2 separate regions of the Homo sapiens genome follow, and region 1 is linked to region 2. The links are chromatin contacts, found by Hi-C or POLR2A ChIA-PET in ENCODE. All regions are on one chromosome and are shown on one strand. The core of a region is the stretch at or near the end of the contact, and the rest is flanking DNA. Distances in the headings are between cores, read along the strand shown. Region 1 has its middle 19 kb from the start of SYNJ2. Region 2 has its middle 65 kb from the start of SNX9.

Evidence for each region. A loop is a pair of places that touch in the nucleus more often than their neighbours do. ChIA-PET counts read pairs that join two places held with the same protein, here RNA polymerase II (POLR2A). Pooled maps may share reads with other maps.
Region 1: a pooled map shows a loop between it and region 2 (3-fold over the local background). The contact joins two enhancer-like sites. A Hi-C loop is called at or near these places in 4 of 168 maps with a recorded cell type or tissue (Caco-2, HepG2, chondrocyte and 1 more), 1 of 37 single-sample maps with no recorded cell type and 8 of 50 pooled maps. POLR2A ChIA-PET finds 5 or more read pairs at or near these places in 2 of 52 experiments (H1 and HepG2).

The regions. Positions count from the first base shown.
Region 1 is chr6:157,959,914-157,965,265 of GRCh38, forward strand. No RefSeq gene overlaps it. Among named protein-coding and RNA genes, the nearest start is that of SYNJ2, 19 kb to the right of the region's middle. RefSeq lists a cis regulatory region at 4,195-4,537. Within about 2 kb of position 3,523, at least 4 of the 41 ENCODE cell types and tissues checked have a DNase peak (open chromatin) inside an H3K27ac peak, as active enhancers do.
Region 2 is chr6:157,755,478-157,761,664 of GRCh38, forward strand. No RefSeq gene overlaps it. Among named protein-coding and RNA genes, the nearest start is that of SNX9, 65 kb to the right of the region's middle. RefSeq lists a silencer at 1-134. Within about 2 kb of position 1,339, at least 10 of the 41 ENCODE cell types and tissues checked have a DNase peak (open chromatin) inside an H3K27ac peak, as active enhancers do.

The sequences.
Region 1 (5,352 bases), core at 2,273-4,772, 210 kb after region 2:
GAGGCCCAAGGGAGCTTGTCTGCTCCTTCCTCCATGTGAGGATGCAGCACACAGTTGCCATCTATAAGGAATGGAACCTCCCTAGACACTGAATCTGCTGCTACCTTGATCTTGGACTTCCCATCCTCTAGAACTGTGAGAAATAAATGTTTATTGTTTATAAGCTACATAGTTTATGGTATTTTTGTTATAACAGTCTGAATGGACTGTGTCTCTCTGTCTGTCTCTGTCTCCCTCTCTCTCTCTCTCTCTCTCTGTAGCTCCCTTCACTCCCACACTTTGCCCTTCAAACTCTAGCCACCTTGGCCTCCCCAAACTCTGATCAGTCTCCTCCATTCAGTGAGACCACTGAGATCTCTTTGGTTTCCCCTCCCTTTCCTGGGCTTAGGAACTGCCTCAGACAGTAATGCGGAGCCCTCATGGGTCTCATCTTGTTTGTTTCTTTTCTCCAGTGATCAAAGTCTTGCACTGCCTGACATCTAGTGTCTGAATATATTTTTCATATATTGGGTCTGGCTTTCTCTTTATCTAAGGATAAGAGAAGGTGTAAACTGCCGTCTGTTACACCATCATGGCTGGAAGTAGAACACTCATGATTTATTTTTATTTTATTTATTTTGTTTTTGAGACAGAGTCTTGCTCTGTCGCCCAGGTTGGAGTGCAGTGGTGTGATCTTGGCTCACTGCAAACTCTGCCTTCCAAGTTTAAGCAATTCTTCTACCTCAGCCTCCTGAGTAGCTGGTATTATAAGAGTTCACCACCACGTTCAGCTAATTTTTGTATTTTTAGTAGAGACGGGGTTTCACCATGTTAGCCAGGCTGGTCTCAAACTTTGACCTCCAGTGATCTGCCTGCCTCAGCCTCCTAAAGTGCTGGGATTACAGGCGTGAGCCCAGCCTGATTTATTTTTAAAATCTAGGGCAAGGGTAGTTTTCCCATTCACAGAGAACATCTTAACAGACATTTCTCAAAATTTGTTCTAATTCCCAAGCATGTGTCAGCAGTCTCTGTAGTAGATCTTACAGCTTTTCTATCCTTTGGTTGTCAGCTTTTCTGAACCCCTTCCATGGCTCATGCTTTCCTGTCTCTGTAAAACCAGACATCACTATGTGATTCACTTTGGCCAGAAAAACATAGCTGGGGAGATGTGTATGGTTCCAGGTGGAAGCATGTCATTGCGATGTTCATCCCTCTAGCTGTCCTCCCACTTCCCATGGTGATGATGGGACTAAGCGTTGGCATAAAGGGGCCGAAGAGTTGCAGCAGCTTAGAAGGCAGAGCCAGCACACAGAGGAGAGACGGCCTGGATGGCCGCTCAGACCTGTAGCAGAATGTGCTCAAGCAAGAAATCAACTCCTACTATGTTGGGCCATTGAGACTTGGAGTTGCGTGTTATGCAGCAGGAACTATTCCTGCCTGTCCTGACTGGTCTTGTCTCTCTTTCTTTTTTGAGCCAGAGTGTGTGCTCACTCTGCCTCTAAACACATGTCTAAAAATGTATTGGTGTAATGAAGCAGGAGTGTTTGAAGATGTGCCATATAGAAAACTATTCATCCACTCTAAAATGCAGAGGAAGAGGAAGCAAAGCAAAACATGAATTTGCAAATGCAAACAAAACAAATGATTTTTGTGAGATTGAATTATTTTGTTGATGTTTAAATCACTTCCAGATGGATCAATTGGTTGCAACTGAGAAGAGATTATTCTTCCCTTGCCACACATCTACACAGAGGGTAGCAAAGTCATTAGCATAAATGGGAGGTATATAGCCACAACAGGAGAGGAATTGACCGCTGGTGAATTAAAATTTTTCTTTGAGGAGCTCCCAGCTCCTAATCCTCTTCTTTTGCATGATATTAACTCTGCATTTCCTAATGTCATTGGGAATTTATTTGTAGTTAAGATTTATATTCCAACCACCTTTAAGGGGTACTATTACAAGTACAAGCTTCTAAAATAGGAATCTTTTCTTTCTTTCTTTTCTTTTTTCTTTTTTTTAGATGGGGGTCTCACTTTGTCACCCAGTCTGGAGTGCAGTGGTGTAATCTTGGCTCATTGAAGCCTTGACCTCCCAGGCTCAAGGACCCTCCCGCCTCAGACCCTGAGTAGCTGGGATTACAGGCGCACCGCACCGCACCCAGCTAATGTTTGTATTTTTTGTAGACGGGGTTTCGCCATTGTTACTCAGGCAGGTCTCAAATCGCTGGGCTTAAGCAATCCACCCTCCTCAGCCTCCCAAAGTGCTGGGATTACAGGTGTGATCCATCACACCTGGCCTTAAAATAGGAATTTGTCACCTGTGGTCCAGATAATTCTGGGGGGTTGGGGGAAGGTGTACCAATGAACCATGTGAGACTTTAGGCAAATTGTTCAAGTGCATATTTTACATTTTTTCTGGGGAAAGGATTTGTACCTGTCATCAGATTCTTAAAGATCTGGGTGACTCAATAAAGGTTAGGAGCCACTGCCTTAAAGACAAAGTCAGGCCCGGTGCGGTGGCTCATGCCTGTAATCCCAGCACTCTGGGAGGCCGAGGTGGGTGGATCACTTGAGGCCAGGAGTTTGAGACCAGTCTGGCCAACATGGTGAAGCCCCGTCTCTATTAAAAATAAAAAAATTTAAAAAAAAACCAAACGGGCATCGTGGTGTGTGCCTGTAATCCCAGCTACACGGCAGGCTGAGGCAGGAGAATCACTTGAACCTGGGAGGAGGAGGTTGGAGTGTGCCGAGATCGCATCACTGCACTCCAGCCAGGGTGACAGAGTGAGACTCTGTCTAAAAGAAAAAAAGACAAAGTCAGTTTCCATACCATACCAGACTTTCATTTCATATTTCATATTTCATCAACCACATCCTGTTATTTTTCTTGGAACTGCTTCTCCTCCTCTCCTTTTTCTGACTACACACGCGCTGAAGGAGTGTGTCATGGAGAAGCAGGGATGGATACTTTCACAGGTCAGGGGAGGTCAGTTTCCTCTTAGTCCTCAAAGGTGCGGGCTGATTAGCAGGTCAGCTGTCTGAGCAAGACAGTATTGAACCCAAGCCACCACTGTGAAGGGCGCCCGGAGGATCTTTCTGGCGCAGAACAGCTCCGGCAAGCGACAGCCAATCCAAGATCTTTGCTCACCCTCTGGCGCTCAAGAAGGGGAGAGATGGCAAGTAGATGAGCCTCAAGGAGAAAGGAGAGAAAGTCTGTGCTGAACAGGTGTGTTCCCTTTCAAAGCCAATTGCCCTGTTTGGCTCAGTGAGGAACTTTAGGTTTTTGGATGAAGGGTTTTAGAAACAATGGGGAACGTTGTGGTGGCAAAGAGGATGAAAAGTATAGCCAACAGCAGAAGTAGTGAGATTTCTATAAACATCTTGGCACTGAGAGGCAGAGAAAGCTGATTTAACTAATTATGAGCAAACCCTTCCGGAAGTAAAGAGAGTGGGAAAATTCTGGCTGTCTGGTCAACATTACTGTCTAAATAAATCCACGCAGGCCAGCAGTGGGCCACTGGGTATCGCTCAGGCAGGAAGCAAGTTGGCCTTAAAAACAGCTGCAGCTCCTGAAATGGGGCCAGGCCTGGAGTCTTCCTGCTCACATGCCACCAGGTCTTTTTTTTCTTTTCTTTTTCTTTTTTTTTTTCTTTTTTTTTTTTTTTTTTTTTTTTTGAGACAGAGTCTCACTCTGTAGCCCAGGCTGGAGTGCAATGGCGCCATCTTGGCTCACTGCAACCTCTGCCTCCCAGGCTCAAGCCATTCTCCTGCCTCAGCCTCCCGAGTAGCTGGGACTACAGGCAACTGCCACCATGCCTGGCTAATTTTTGTATTTTTAATAGAGGTGGGGTTTCATCATGTTGGCCAGGCTGGGTCTCAAATTCCTGACCTCAGATGATCCACTCACCTCAGCCTCCCAAAGTGCTGAGATTACAGGCGTGAGCCATCGTGCTCGGCCCACTGAGTCCGAATATATCAATTTACTTAAAAACACACACCGTGGGGGCACTTTTATAGGACAAAAGCCATGCTCTGGTTGAAGATTGAGCAGAATACCTTTTTAAGGTGCTACAGAAGTGAGGACTCCAAAGACGGAAGGGAGGTGGCTGACCTCGGACAGAGCTCTATTTTCCTCTTTATCGTGCACACGAAACCGCGGCAGATCCTTTTTTTTGCTCTCATTTTTATTATGTCTTACAAGGATTCGTGTTCGGTTTTGTGGTTAAAATAGTCACATAGCTTGATCTGCAAAAGTGCTGTAATATTTTTTCATTGCTATTGGCTTTTTATTTCACTCTCCCTTTTTTTCCACATTTGCTGTAGAAATCTATCCACGGGTACAGTGGTTAAGTTGCTGTTTCTAGAGCTATGGTGAGAGGAACAGCGATCTGTGCATTAGTCAGCAAATGAGGACACCCTCTTAACTCTGCTGAATTAGACAGCAATGCAGTAGACAAACAAGTTGTCTCAAAGAGATAAAATATGAAACCAGAGAGGCAGTGTGGCCAACAGAAAAAACAATGGGTGAGGCTGGGTGCAGTGGCTCACACCTGTAATCCCAGCACTTTCAGAGCCTGAGGTAGGAGGATCACTTGAGTCCAGGAGTTGGAGACCAGCCTGGGCAAAAAAGTGAGACCTCATCTCTACAAAAGATAAAAAGTTAGGCACTTGTGGTCCCAGCTACCTGGGAGGCTGAGGTGGGAGGATTGTTTGAGAACAGGAGGTTGAGGCTGCGGTGAGCCCTGTTCACACCACTGTGCTCCAGCCTGGGCGACAGAATGAGACCCTGTCTCAAAAATAAAATGAGGCCGGGCGCAGTGGCTCATGCCTGTAATCTCAGTACTTTGGGAGGCCAAGGCGGGAGGATCACTTGAGGTCAGGAGTTCAAGACCAGCCTGGCCAACATGGCGAAACCCCATCTCTACTAAGAATACAAAAATTAGCCTGGTATGGTGGCGCACACCTGTAGTCTCAACTACTTGGGAGGCTGAGGCAGGAGAATGGCTTGAACCCGGAAGGCAGAGGTTGCAGTCAGCCAAGATTGCGCCATTGCACTCCAGCCTGGGTGACAGAGTGAGATTCCATCTCAAAAAATAAAAAATAAAATAAAACAACAACAATCCACTAGGCGAGCAGTTTGGAGACTCAGTGCCTCACAGCAATCCTATCAGGACTTCAGCATTCTACACAAATCAGAAATAACTCCTGTCCTATTTACTTTACCATGATTGCCCTGGAGAGGAAATACGTGGAAAAAAATGAAAATAGGAGGTATATTTTCATAGGAATACATTTTAATAGGAATCATAGTATTATCATAAATTTGGAGAAAGAATTTATAACGAAGTTTCTAAGGCAGTGCTAAGCCTTACA
Region 2 (6,187 bases), core at 89-2,588:
TACTGATAGACTGTTGGGCATAATTTTAGAATTTGCCTTATTTTGTCAAAGATTAAAGAAAGAAAAGGCCACTTTCCCACTATTCGATTTAACTCAGTCGGATTATACGGTGACAATGTCACTCACTGATTTAAGCTTGAATGTGAGAGATTTAAAAGCAATGGCTTGAAAGGAGTTGTTTTGCATCTTAAAAGAAACCACGACTTCAGAGTGATTTTGATTTTCCATTCCTACAAAGGAAGAAACGAAGCTAAATGCTTTTAATCCTAAAAGTGCCCTTTCAGAATTTCTGGGATCACGGTTGCAAGGCAGAAGTGGAGAACTACCCATTGGATGCCTCTCCAGGAGTCACATCTGTCTCCTCAGACTTTGATCTTCTCAGACATTGCTGGAGAGGCAGGGACAGAAAGTTCAGATGCTACGGAAAGACAGTGTGGGTCAGACCACACAGTGTTCCTTTGAAACTCCTGGCTTACTGGCTTTCCCCCACCCACCCATCAAGTGTGTCCTTTGAGGTGAGACATAACATCAGCTGACTAACAAGATGTTTGCCAGTAATCACATCTGATGACAGTAAATGTCAGTCTCCCAACACAATTTCTATTTTATTTCATTAATACCATCCTCAGTGGTTTGCTTGAAAGGGTTAAATTAGCTAGGCATGGTGGCTCATGCCTGTAATCCCTACACTTTGGGAGGCTGAGGTAAGCAGATCACTTGAGGTCAGGAGTTCAAGACCAGCCTGGGCAACATGGTGAAACCCTGTCTCTACAAAAAATACAAAAATTGGCTGGGCGTGGTGGCAAGTGCCTGTAGACCCAAGTACTTGGGGGGCTGAGGCAGGAGGATTGCTTGAACCCAGGAGGTGGAGGTTGCAGTGAGCTGTGATTGTTCCTCTGCACTCTGCACTCTAGCTGGGCAACAGAGTGAGACTCTGTCTAAAAAAAAAAAAAGAGTTAAATTGGAAAATGTATGTCTTGGTGCTCTGTAAATTGCGAAGCTCTACATAAGTATGATTCCCTGTCTTTATAAATTTGCAATCTGGTGTGCCATGTCTGGGGACAATAACTCCTTCATTGCTCCAGGCACAGAGTTCTGGATTGAGGTCCTGGCTTCTGCTTCTCCAAGATTATCCAAATTTCTTGCTCCTTGAAGGTGGACTTTGAGGACCAGCATCACTTGTGTACCCCATAGCTTCTAATGCAGCAAGCAGGGAATAGACACTCCAGCAAGCAAGTGAATAAGCAAAGAAAACCAGGCCCCCGAGACGCAGGCGGATCCCCAGGCGGATCCCCAGAGGCAACAGAGTCAAATATGCGGGAAAGAATCTGATTCCGGCCAGCAGAGGGCAGGAGCGAGAGGAAACTGGGCATCTCAGCAACAAAGCAGGCTGTGCCAACCTGCGGCCGAGGGCCAGATCGCAAGCCCCGGTGCAGAGAGGACGCCGGGAGAATCCAGCTAATTCTGACAGCCTTTCCCTTGGACTTTAGCTGTAATGTGTGTGTGTTCCATTATCTCACACATCACTGCACTGAATTCCACTTCAACTTCCACCCCCTCCCCCCACCAGGAGCTGGCAGTTAAGATATTTACCAAGATGGTGCTGCCTCTCTAGTAAAACTCAGGAGGATTAAAATAATAATAAACAAACCGAGAGAGGGAGTCCAGAAAAGTGGACTAGGAAGCACAACACAGAAGCAGCTTCAGCACTGGAAAATATTCAGTCGTAAGAATCACCATGCATTCCCTCAGTGCTTGGCAGCCACTTTCTCACTTGAGCCCCATACTCTTTGTATGAGGTATGGGGTGGCTACTTGTGGAGTGCTGTGTCTAAGTCACCCTGCATGGGAGAGGCAGCACCAGGATTCTAACTCAGGATCCTGGGGCCTTATCCACGGCACTCTGTTACCGGGGACACGCTCATTCACTCAACAAACCTTCACGGACTGCCCATCAGTTCTTGTGCCAGGTATACAGAAGGGAAGGACACGGTCCTGTCCTCCAAGAGCTCATCCTCCAAAAGAGCATGGATACTAATAAACAGTCACAGTTTGGTATGACATGGCCATGACAGAGAAGAGTCACCCAACGCAAACTGGGAGGGCCAGTGAACATTTCCAGGAGGAAGTGACAGAAGTTGCCCTGCTGATGACCTCAGTGGCACCATTCATTTTATCACTATGTACCAGAAAATTGTCATAATCTACAGTGACCTCAGATGTGCACAGGGCACCCTCCACCTCTTTGCAATGCCCCTTGCACAGCCATACTGGGAAGCTTGCAGCTGAACCAAGCTTTGAAGGATGACTAGGAGCAGGCAATCAAAGAAAGGAATAGGGGCTAGGGCTGGCGTCGGGTGGAGGGATTCTGGGTGAAGGGGTTGGCACCAGCATAGGGGGTAGGCCTGAGAAATGTCCCCACAGCTGGAGCGTAGGTCTCAGGAGGAATGGTAACAAGAAGACTAAGAAGCAGATGGGGAGGCCAGGAGTTTGAGGAGCTTGGGCAACATAGCAGGACCTCGTCTCCACAAAAAGAAATTAAAAATTAGCCGGCCATGGTGGTGCATGCCTGTAGTCCCACTTACTCAGGAGGCTGAGGCAGGAGGATCACTTGAGCCCAGGAGTTCAAAGTTACAGTGAGGTGTGATCTCACTGCTGCACTCCAGCCTCCAAGGTCTTCAGAGCAAGACCCTATCAAAAAAGAAAAGAAAAGAAAGAAGAAAGGAAGGAAGGAAAGAAGGAAAGAGAAAGAGAGAAAGAAAGAAAGAAAAAAGAGAGGAAGGAAGGAAAAAGAAAAGAAAGAAAAAAGAAGCAGATGAGGCCAGGTCACCTAAAAGGCCTTTTCTACCATGCCAAGGAGGCTAGATGTTACATGGAATGCTATGAGGGTCTTTGGGAGAATATTATACAGGGAAATGGCAATATCATAAATGTGATTTCAGAAATATCATTACTCTAGCAGCATGGAGAATGGATTCGAGAGCGGCAAGTCTGGGGATAGGAGAGCAGTGAGGAGCTTCCCGATGATCCCAGAGCAAAATGACAAGGGCCTGGGGAAAAGACACTCTTGGTGGGGGCAGAGGAAGGGGAGGCTTCCGGAGTTGGGCAGGAAGAAGAACAGATCAAATCTACCAACTAAACAATGGTAAGTGGGAGAGGTCAGGGGTAAGGATGACTGAAGGCTCTGGCTGGGGTCACTGGGCACATGGTGACACCATGTCCCCTGGATAAGCCCCATGAGGGTGGGACTGTGGCTGAGTCACAGCTGTATGGTCAGCACGTGTAGTGACTAGCAGGTAATGGGTGTCTGAGAAGTATTTATGGGGTGAACGCTAGCATGGATGCCTGCGTGAGCAAGACAGGTAGGGATGATGGAACCTGTTGAGTAGGAGACGCCTGAGAGATGGTCACAGGAAGCTGTGCAGCAGGAAGTTGCACAGATGAGACCTGAGTTCAACAGGGAGACCTGAACTGAAGGCAGGGATCTGGGAAGCAGCGGCATTCACGTTCCCAGTGAGGACAGTGGAAGAAGACCTCAGGTCCTGAAAAACACCAACAGCTGAAGGGCCAGCAGAGGAACCTGTGCCCTCAGAGAAGGTTTAAAATCATAGCAAGGAACAATGATGGTGTTGAGAGTTTCAAAAGACAGGAGTCTCTGGGAGGCCAAGTAGAATAAGGAGTGAAATTTACCTATTGAATTTGGCAACCTGGACGTCAGAAGTCACACGGCCCTGGCTGGTAGGAATTCTGAGTCATGCAGGCTGCGGGCAGGGGACCATGACATCTAGCTGAAGCCATGCAAAGATGGGGCCTGAGAGCCAAACCAGGCTGTGACATGCTAGAGCTGGCCCTGATGGGCCCAGGAGCACTCATGGTTAAATTTTCAGGAAATTTGCAAGCTGGTTGTTAAACACAGCCATTATTAAAAATTAAATGGGTCAGGCGCAGTGGTTTATGCCTGTAATCCCAACACTTTGGGAGGCTGAGGCTGGTGGATCACTTGAGGTCAGGAGTTTGAGGTCAGCATGGCCAATATGGTGAAACCCTGTCTCTAGTAAAAATACAAAAATTAGCTGGGCATGGTGGCGGGCGCCTGTAGTCCCAGCTACTCAAGAGGCTGAGGTGTGAGCTTTGAGTCCAGGTGGTTGAGGCTGAAGTGAGCCATGATCATGCCACTGCACTCTAGCCTGGGCAACAGAGGGAGACCCTGTCTCCAAATAAATATAGAAATAAATAAGAAAAATAAATAAAAGTTTAATGATATAAACTTACAAATTGAATAGATTATACTAAAAACAAAAGTAATAAACACTTAAAGCTCATCACTTCCTAGTGATCTACACTTTACTATTACCTATGCCATCAAAGTTTGTTTTTTTTGTTTGTTTGTTTGTTTTTTGTTTTCTTTTTTAGATGGAGTCTTGCTGTGTTTCCCAGCTGGAGTACAGTGGTGTGAACTTGGCTCACTGCAACTTCCACCTCCCAGGTTCAAGCAATTCCCCTGCCTCAGCCTCCCGAGTAGCTGGGACTACAGGCGTGCACCACCACACTGGCTAATTTTTTTTATCTTTTTTTCAGTAGAGATGGGGTTTCACCATGTTGGCCAGGATGGTCTCAATCTCCTGACCTCGTGATCTGCCCACCTTGGCCTCCCAAAATGCTGGGATTACAGGCGTGAGCCACCACGCCCGGGCCATCAAGGTTATTTACATCTGCGTGTCTGAGTGGAGGAAGCATTATATAACCCTGTTCTGCTGCACATCTCTTTCCACCTCTGCGTTCAGTGACTTCTTACTGACAGCTGGAAATTGGCCATGGGGGCAGTATTTACACCACAGAAATTGGCAAATGTACATTTCAGGACTCTTCTTCCAGAGAGCCTGTTGTGCACATTTACTAGCACACCATTAAAACCAGGCCACAGGGTGTCACCATCCACATTTCTCCCCCAGAGAGTGTCCAAAGGTTCAAATCGCAAAGTAGGGAGCTCAAGTCTGAGCCAGAGTGGCCTCTATCTCAATCAGTCTGGTGAGGCTGGTATAGCAGAGCTGGGGTGACAGCCAAGCGTTTAGACAAGGACAGTTCTTAGCCTCAGGAGATGCCAGTGTCACAGCTTCAGATAGCTCTCTGTCCAGGTGCAGGTGCAGGACCAGCCAGTGAGGGTACAGAGGATATGGGGACTGGGAGGAAGTAGTTTCCGGTTGCCTGACCTGACATTCAGGGCTGGATTTGAGGCCCAGAAGAAATCTAGGATCAGGGCAGACGCCAGCTGGTGGCCTGGTCACCTACACTGGCCTGGGTGGGGACAGGGAGTTGCACAGACTGACTCCCTTCCTACTCCCTCATGGAGAAGGGTCTTCAACACCTTTGCAGGTCCTTCCCATTGCCCCAGGCCTGGCTGATGCAAGCAGGTAGGGAGCGAGAGGGCAGGCTGGGGAAGGCAGTGTCTGGCAACACAGCCGGGGGAAAAGAGATTTATTTTACAACAACAACAAGAAGACTAATAAAAATAATTTTGAAAAAATCTGATGGATAACATGAATCACCCTCGTATGAATCACTAGTTACACTTGGTGGTGTACCAAGGAGAAGGAGAGAGCTGTGGGAGTCAGGGTGCATTGTCTGCAGAGAATTTAAAAATAGGAAGAAAAACACTGCAGTGGTCTGCTTTCTATTATCGCCATGTGTGGCGATTGTAAACAATGGCAGACCCACCCCCACACCACTGGTTACACCCCAGACATGCATTTTTGCCTGTGTTCTAGGTAATCAGTTGATTGTATTAGAACAGCTGACACATTCTTCTTTAGTTCCTTTTTGTGGCATTAGTTTCATAGAATCACTTATTTTGGGGGAATTGGAGGCATGTCTTGTTTTTCCATTCAGACAACAACATGTATCAAGCGGTCTATGATGTGCTGTCTGTCAGTTGCACTTGGAGTTCAAGAGCATTCTTAAAGACGCAATTTGTGTTTTGGAAAAATGGGTAGAGAGCCTTGTTTTGTGTGTGCGGTCAAATAAGTCAGAAGTTGGTTATGAGTCACCACTCTCCTGCTAGTCTAGCATTGTACCCTGCACAGCAAAAAGGGGTTGTAAGCATTAAAAGGGGGCTTTTGAAAAAGCACAGGATATGGAAAGGCGGCCTAGAAGCAAGTTCTGGTGCACGTGAACCGTGTGACCTCAGAAGC